Linked DNA regions of Homo sapiens: region 1 is linked to region 2. The links are chromatin loops, found by intact Hi-C in ENCODE. Cell type or tissue: IMR-90. All regions are shown on one strand. Links, peaks and the distances in the headings refer to the core of each region. The heading gives the core; the rest is flanking DNA.

The links. A loop is a pair of places that touch in the nucleus more often than their neighbours do. Peaks named below come from ENCODE experiments on the same cell type or tissue, not always from the same donor. Only the 100,000 strongest peaks of a DNase experiment are listed, where the experiment ranks them.
Region 1: it touches region 2 in a loop (3-fold over the local background); 7 of 110 quality-filtered maps call a loop at or near these places.

The regions. Positions count from the first base shown.
Region 1 is chr3:186,847,113-186,851,510 of GRCh38, forward strand. The region is part of intron 1 of ADIPOQ (adiponectin, C1Q and collagen domain containing); the gene reads left to right. Among named protein-coding and RNA genes, the nearest start is that of ADIPOQ, 6.6 kb to the left of the region's middle. RefSeq lists an enhancer at 1-4,398 and a silencer at 1-1,612. In IMR-90, for the core only: a CTCF peak has its summit at 2,449 (motif pointing right); no DNase peak of the experiment used is centred there; H3K27me3 peaks cover 376 bases.
Region 2 is chr3:187,677,398-187,681,795 of GRCh38, forward strand. No RefSeq gene overlaps it. Among named protein-coding and RNA genes, the nearest start is that of SST, 9.2 kb to the left of the region's middle. In IMR-90, for the core only: CTCF peaks have their summits at 1,681 (motif pointing left) and 2,411 (motif pointing left); DNase peaks (open chromatin) are centred at 1,664 and 2,384; H3K27me3 peaks cover 195 bases.

The DNA.
Region 1 (4,398 bases), core at 199-4,198, 830 kb before region 2:
ACATGTGCCAGACACCATTCTAAGCATTTTACACAGACTACACCATTTGATCTTCCAACAAACAGAACACTGAAACGCATTACAGGTCAGAACAAATGATTTGTGCCTAAGCACCAAGACCGTAGAGCCCGTGCTCCCTATTCTACCCTATCCTGTCTCTCAAAATGATTGTGAGAATCGAATGAGACACTAGGTGAGAAAAGGGTTTTATAAATAGCATTTTAAAAATTTTTTAAAGTCCACAAAATTTTTAATTTTAATACAGATAAAATAGATCCCTTTGTTTTATAAAAAGTAACAAAATTTGTTATACAACAACTATGTTATTTATTAATTTTGCCTTTTTGTATGCTGCCAGGAAAGAAACATTAAGAAATCTTAAATTGATTATGGTGAATCAGAAGGTCTGCCTGGACTTTTTATTGCTCTAACTGTACAGCTGATCATACTACCTCATTTTTTTTTATGACACTTCAAGGGTGCGCTTAGCTTCATCACTCCTTCGTTGCCAAAAGCTTTGTGACCAAAAACAATTAAGCAGATTCCTGAGTCACTAAATGACACATAACCAGAGTTGAGACTTAGGAACTTTTAGTGCCATGCTAAGCCCACAGGGACACAACAAATAGCATTTTACAAAGGCAAAGAATTGTGACACTTGAGATTTAGCTTGTTGATCCTTGTAAAAGTTTTCTTTTTAGGCATAATTGAGTTTTAGATCATAGTACTCACTATTACTTAGTAATAATTTTTTTCTGATAGAAATACAGTGTAACAGGCCGGGCGCAGTGGCTCATGCCTGTAATCCCAGCACTTTGGGAGGCCGAGGCGGGCGGATCACTTGAGGTCAGGAGTTTGAGACCAGCCCGGCCAACATGGTGAAATCCCATCTCTACTAAAAATACAAAAAATTAGCCAGGTGTGGTCGTGGATTCCTGTGATCCCAGCTACTTGGGAGGGTGAGGCAGGAGCATCAGTTGAACCCAGGAGGCGGAGGTTGCAGTGAGCCAAGATGGTGCCATTGCACTCCAGCCTGGGCCACAAAGCGAGACTCCACTTCAGAAACAAAAAAAAAAGAGAGAGAGAAAAGAAGGAAGGAAGGAAGGAAGGAAGGAAAGAAGGAAGGAAGGAAGGAAAGAAGGAAGGAAGGAAGGAAGGAAAGAAGGAAGGAAGGAAAGAAGGAAGGAAGGAAAGAAGGAAGGAAGGAAGGAAGGGTAACAAGCAAAGTGTAACAATGGCAATATCTAAAAAAATAGGTATTTTTATATGTTTGTCGTTTTATATATATGACCCCCACTTTAGAGATGAGGAAACTGAGAGATTAAGGAAACGATCCCTGAGAGACTCTGTTCTGACTTCCAAATCGGTGAGCTTTCCATCGCATCACGGTGCCTCCGAAAGCATGACACGGAGCTTCTCAGACTCAGCTTCCTAATCCGCTAAACGGGATTATGTGAGATGAGGAACATGAGAACGCTGACATGGGTGAGGGTTCCTTGGAGTATCATTTTCATGTGGCATTTTCAAAACTTATTTTACCTAATCTTCCCAAAGCCCTGCTTTTGACTCTAATGTGTCTCCTGAGACTTGGAGAGCGCAAGATGCTAGCGACAGAGCAAGACTCCATCTCCAGATAAATAAATAAGTAAAATAAAAAAGAACACAAATAATTTTGAAAATTTTTTTGAAAATTAGGCACGTTTGCACTGACCTTCAATTGTTATTAATTGCTGGTTTCCCACCCAGAATTAAGTTGGAATGCAACTTTCTTTTACAATCAGAGTCCGTTCTTGGTCTTGGAAACTTCTGAGGCTCCTGTGCTAATCACACTCTTGTATTTTTGGCACCTCTACCCCGTGCCACTGTCATGGAACCCAGGCTGATCGCACCTATTAGTGGAGAAATCTGTCCATAATACTGAAGTTTGGGGACAAACAGTGTTCCCTTAGGGTAGGAGAAAGAGATCTTTATTTTTGACAAAGGGGGAGGAGCCAGAAAACTCCAGAGACCCCTGAGTTTGCCCTCTCTCCAAGGTTTGGGGTAAGCCCCCCGTCACCCTTTATCTCTGGGGCTTTCACATATTCTGGATTCTCTCCTCCTGTTTCCCAGCAGAAAAGGATGGAGCCTCACAGATTCTTCCCATTTCTGGAGAAAAACATGCATGGAGCTCAAAGTTCTTCTCAGGAGTTTTATTGCCAAAGCCATAATAAGAAAGGGTGGAGGTGACAAGCAGTGAGGAAGTTTAAAGATGCATGAAATCTGTAAAGTCTCAGAACAAGAATTCTCCTAAAATGCAAAAGGGGCTTTGCTGGTCTCCCCTTGGCTTCTCATGTAGCTCACCTCTTTTTTCTTATCTTGAGACTAGTCAAACCTAAGCTGTTTCTCATTTTATTTCCAGAAGCTATTGAGAACACTCTCCTGAATTCTTCAAATTCAGTAGAGGGCGACAAATGTACATATAAATGATGGTAGTGGGTCTTAAATAAAGACTCATGACACCTAAAGGGGCAGCACCTGAGTCTGATTGCACCTGTTTCTGTTGCTGTTTCTGTCTCTCTTCTCTCTGTCTGCCATTTCATTATCAATGGTTACTTTACTTATAAGATCATATTAGAACCTGATATTTGATAAATGATGCATCAGATCTATAGTGAGAGAAAAAATTAATGCAATTAAAGGTGTTGTAACAGCTAGTCTTCAAGTGGGGAGAAATCATTTGAGTACCTTAGGTCACAGCTTACATCAAAACAAAAAATCAGAGCTACATTAAAAAGTGAAATTTTAACTATATCAAACAATAGAAAAAAACAGAAGAAAATTGAATACTTACTAAATCTTAGCATGAATAAGAACTGTTTAACACTTAGAGGCAAGGACTGGGCGTGGTGGCTCATGCTTTTAATCCCAGGACTTTGGGAGCCCAAGGCGGGCGGATCACCTGAGGTCAGGAGTTTGAGACTAGCCTGGCCAACATGGTGAAACCCCGTCTCTACTAAAAAATGCAAAAATTAGCTGCGTGTGGTGGTGCATGCCTGTAATCTCAGCTACTTGGGAGGCTAAGGCATGAGAATCGCTTGAACCTGGGAGGTGGAGGCTGTAGTGAGCCGAGATTGTGCCACTGCACTACAGCCTGGGTGACAGTGTGAAATCCTCTCTCTCAAAAAAAAAAAAAAAAAAAAGCAAACTAGAGCAGTGAGGTACCATTATTTCCTTTGCTCACTAAACTGACAACACACAAATGTTTTTTATAATACCCAAAGCTGATGAGGGTAGTTAAGGTATGCCCTTTTATACACACACTAATGATGTACTACTGGTTGGCAGTATAACATATGCTGCCATGTGGGGATATGTATCAGGAGACTTAAAAATGTGCATACCTTTTGGTCCAGTAATTTACTTCTGGGAATCTGTCATAACAGAATAATAATCTTGGGGAAAGCTACATGCCTAAGGATATTTAAAATATTATTTAAAAATCAAAGTATAATTTCTTACAGAATATAAAATAATATTTTAAAATGAAAATATGCTAAAAGTTTGATGAAATATAAATGGTCAAATATATATTGATTATATCCACTTACTAGACTAGCACTCACTCTGAGACGTTAAAAATAGTCATTATAAAAACTAGAAAATGCCAAAGACAAAATAAAGGAATAAAGTTTTACATAAAGTATGATTCCACTATGTTTAAAAATAAACAGAGACATTCTTGGAGTTGAGTATTGTTTTCTTTTCTGTCATGTCCAAAGAACTATATAACTATTATTTTTAATGAACTATATATGTAATATATACATATAGTTTATATGTATATACAAAATTTATCTCATATATATGATAAAGATGAAAGATGAGTTGGATGTGCCACGTGAAGAGGGTAGTATAGAACCCCAGGTAATGGGGCATAGGAGTGGGATTCCAGATACCAGGCCCATGTTTTTGGGGTGAGATTGCCAATCACGGTCTTTCTTCCATCCCTCACAGAGGAGTAGGTTTGTCTTCAACAAACCTTCAGTTGTCCTGAAGACAAACCTAATTCTGGAGACTTCATATAATCTAGAAGAGACAAGCAAACTGATGAAAAATAGTGAATTTTTAAGGTAAAATAAAGTACATGGACTACACTTTGTTTAGAATCAGATTCTTGGGATTAACCACATTAACCCACAGAGGGTCTTAGTGATGCCTCTAATCCAGGATCCTAGGACCTATTTCTCTCTGTGAGATGCTTTCTCCCAACTCCTTGGTGAGAGTGGGAAGACTAAGACCTCAGCAATCTGAGGTGGAGGCCTAAGATCCCCCTAAGATCGGAGGCAGAATCTGAGAGGGGATAAAAGTCCCTATACCTGTATTGGGCCCTTTTCTGGGAGGGGGATATCAAAGAATGAT
Region 2 (4,398 bases), core at 268-4,267:
ACCCAGAGAATATCTCCCACTTTACTTGACCTATTTTCCTTCCTAAAACCAGGCATTAAAACTGAGGTTTTCCAATGAGCCTTCCCAGGGCAGTCAACAGGGGTGGTGCTATCTTGGTCAGTGCAGGGTCTGGGAAATGAGGCCAGAAATCAATGGCCCCTTCCCCTGGAACAGTGGAAAATACATGGCAAAGTTTCCTTTTAAGATGATCCAGAAACCTCTATTTTGAAAAAGTATGATAGAAGCCACATAAACACAAAAATCACCCATGGAATGAAAGTATCTCTGCAACAGTTCCAATTTTCTCACACTCAAATTTATGAGTATTACTCTAGACAGGTGGTTCCTAACCTTGGCTTCACCCCAGGATTGCCTGAGAAACATTTATAAACCACAGATGCTTGGATCCCAACTGAAGTGATTCTGATTCACAGGTCTGGGCTGGGCTCAGATATCTGTATCTTTTAAAAGCTTAATTCTAGTCTGAAACTGGATTTTTACCGTCCTAGAAAACTATTAGGTCATAAACCACTGTCCACTGTCATTCCTCTCTTATCTCACTCAGCTCTGTTCCTTCTTCCCTCTCCCTGTCATCTTTCTCTTATATTTGTCTCTATTTTCTTCCTTTTTTTTTGCTTTCCTCTTGTCCCTGTCAATCCTCTGTCTCATTTTTCTTTTTTTTTTTTTTCTGGCTCCTATTTGTCTCTTCTTACTCAACCACTACTCCCCTTTTCCTTCTTGAGAACAGCAAGGGCGATGAGGTTGGCTTTGCCTTGTTGAGGTTAAAGCACCTGCTTCATTGACTTTCCTGTTATTACCCCTAGAGTTGAGGGCAGGGGCAGGACTGAAGCCAGAAATGGATCCACCTACTGACCAGAAACTAAAAAATGATCTAGTCCCACCCCTCAGTTTACATATGGAAAAACCAAAGCCAAGAGAAGGAAAAGGGCCCTCTCGAGGCCACATAACTAGTTTCAGAGTCAGAACCTCTGTTTTTTGTTTGTTTGTTTTTGTTTTTGTTTTGTTTTTGTTTTTGTTTTTGAGATGGAGTCTTGCTCTGTCACCCAGGCTGGAGTGCAGTGGTGTAATCTTGGCTCACTGCAACCTCTGCCTCCAGGGTTCAAGCGATTCTCCTGCCTCAGCCTCCCAAGTAGCTGGGACTACAGGGGAGCGCCATCACGCCCAGCTAATTTTTGTATTTTTAGTAGAGACGGGATTTCACCACATTCACCAGGATGGTCTCAATCTCTTGACCTTGTGATCCACACGCCTCGGTCTCCCAAATTGCTGTGAGCCACAGCGCCCAGCCGAACCTCTGATTTTTAATTCTATCTTCTCTCCTTGACACAAGTACACTGTGAGGTTCCTTGAATCTCTCTGACCAAGTGGTTGAAATACTCTTGCAAGATTGGCAATTCTTGTCCTGTTCTCTATGTATCCGGCAGTCAGCCAAATCCCATTCCCTGATAAGGGTATTAATCTACAGAGAAAGCTCTGGGGGTTCGTGTGCAGAGATTTGGAGATCCCCAGGTTGGACCTTCATGCTTTGTGTCTTTATCCTTCTGGCTGTGCATTTCCTAATCTTACAAAACAACCAGACCTGTCCTTTATCGCATGCTTCTGGGATGCTTCCGCCCACCAGAGAGAATGCTGTTGTTAAGCTGAGTTCTCCTGCCCTCTGCTGGCTTGACTGATAGAAGGCGCCATCTAAAATTTTAGGGCAGGATTTCATTCATTCTTTTATTTACTCCACCAACTTTCTAAGAGTGTTCACTATTAAAAAGGGTGCTCACTATGCACTATGTTATTGGTGCTGCAGTTGCAGAGAAGCATGCAAAATAAACTCTTCCTTCAAACATTCAATTATTAAACACTTTGTGCCAGTGTCTGGGCTGGGCATTCAGAGACTTGGCTTCAAAAAGAAGTCAAGATTTGGTAGCTTTTATAGATTTTTGTTCTGAGTCATAAAATCAAAGAATCAGCACTAACAGGGACTACAGATACCTTCTAATCCAGTGTATTCATTATAGCTCCTCTAATTAGGTCTAGAGTTCTCTGCACACAGTCCTTGGAGACTGTCAACATGGGGAGGACACCTGTCACAGGGATATTATTTCATTGATTAGGATTCTGCATAAAATCTCACAGAAACAAAGGGTTTCGAGGGGAAACAATGTTCGAAAACTGCAGATTTAATACAAACCCTCCTTTTGCATGTAATCCGAAAGCTTCCCAGCCTCACAAACCTGTACTTACAATCGATGTCACATTTTTAACTGATCTCACTGTTTACTGGCCTAATCCCTTTTTTTTTTTTCACCCATATCTCACTTTCTTTGCAAGGTCACCTTCTGGCCATGAGGCGGGGAGAGCTCCAAAGGAGGTTTTGCATGAGTTGAGCGCTCCCTCTTGTGGCTGTCCAGGATATTGCTTCTGTGCCTGGCCAGAGCTCCCTTGGTCCCAGGTCAATCCCAATGTTATGCCCAGAACTGAGGACGATTCCCTGATCCACAGCCCTCTTCATGCTGCTGTAAAGTGCCAGGGTGGAGTCTCATACACCGGTGGCTTTCAAACTTTTTGATGGGAACTTATGTGGGAAAGACATTTTACATCATGACCCAGTGCACTCATGCATGCCCACACATACATTTCTCAAAACAATATTTACCTTTATTTCTTACAATAAACTATGCTATTCCAATTATTTTCTATTTTGTTTATTTTTCTGTTTAATGCAGGTTGTAACTTGGTCATTAAGTGTGTGATCCACTCCTGAGTCACCAACATGAGTTTGGAATGCACTGCCTTGAGCCATGACCCACCTGCATGCACTCGGCTGGCACTTGGACCTTCTAGGCTGCCATTCTCTCCATGGCTACTCATTCCTAAAGAGTCACATGACAACAGTCCTTGCTGCCCTGGGATGCTGGAACTCCCCTCTTCTCTTATTTCTCTCCTCTGCCTTCCATCTTTTTAGAGGGTCTCACCGCAGAGCTGCTTAGGTCCCTGGTTGTTAAGACAGTGGTGTTTACCAAGAGCAGTGGGCTGAATGGTGGCCCACAAAAGACATGTCCACATTTTAACTCCAGGAACCTGTGAATGCAACTTTATTTAGGAAGAAAACAAAAGGATCTGTGCAGATATAAGTAAGTTGAGGATCTTCAGATAAGAGCATCCTGGATTATCCAGGTAGATCCTAAATCCAAAGATAAGGATACTTACAAGAGACAGAAGAGAAGACACAGACACAGAGACGAAGGCCACGTGAAGTCAGACACAGAGTGAAGGGACACAACCACAAGCCAAGGAATGCCTGGAGCCACCAGGAGCAAGAAGACACAAGGAATAATTCTACCCTATAGGGTAAGATTGGAAAGAGTGTGGCCTTGCTGACACCTCGATTTCAGATTTCTGTCCCCCAGAACTGCAAGAGAATACATTTGCCTTGTTTTAAGCTACTCGTTTGTGGCAATTTATTACAGCAGCCACAGGAAACACATATAGCCACACCTATCATTTCCCCAAGCTCCAAGGGGATCAGACAGAGCTGGATTTGAGTCTGTTCCACACCATACCCGGGACCACTGCTCCTTTCCAAACCCCAAGCTTTTACATAGAGTCGGGCCCATTCTACCAAACACCTTCTTCTTAAATATTAGATTAGACTAAGAAACTCTAGAGTCTGCTCTTGTGATGTTGCTCCTATTGCAAGACCCCACTTCACCACCCTCCCTTCTGGAAGACATGCTTCGGTCAGCTAAACCCCAACTGTGGACACGTTGGAATTTTTTCTCCCAAAGTTTCCTCAGATGTTATGCACATCAGTTTTTAAGGCTGGAAAGCAGGTGTAGCATGTCAGTAGGGATGGTGGGTTAGGTGTGAAGATAAAAGCCCAGAAGAGTGAAATGATTTGCCCAAAGCTGCACAGTAAATATGTGGCAGGTGGATGCTTTCTCTGAATGCTAACAACATAAATATGGAGAGTTTCAGGGGTTTTTCTCCCTTCCCACTGCATTAAAGGTAAGGTAAGATCAAGCCTACCTTTCTCAGGTATATTTTGCCTCAACTCAGCTTTTGACCTGTTTATATCACCAACTGCTTTGCTTGCTTAAGGGAAATCACTGCTCTCTCCTGTTTACCTCAGCTCTGCAGTTCCTTGCCATAAAAACTTTCTGATAAATTGGTGAACCAATGCCATGCCTTAGAGGAAAATAATAATAATAAACTATTGGCATAGCCGCATTTGAAAGCAGGAGTCACAGGGAAACAGATGTCAGCCTTGGGTTCTTAACAAGAGAACTAGTTCAGCAGAAAAACTGTGTTCTTAGAACCAGGGAGAGGCAAGATAAACTCTAGTCAGAAAAGATTCCCACAATGAGCAATGAGCACAGGAGAAAA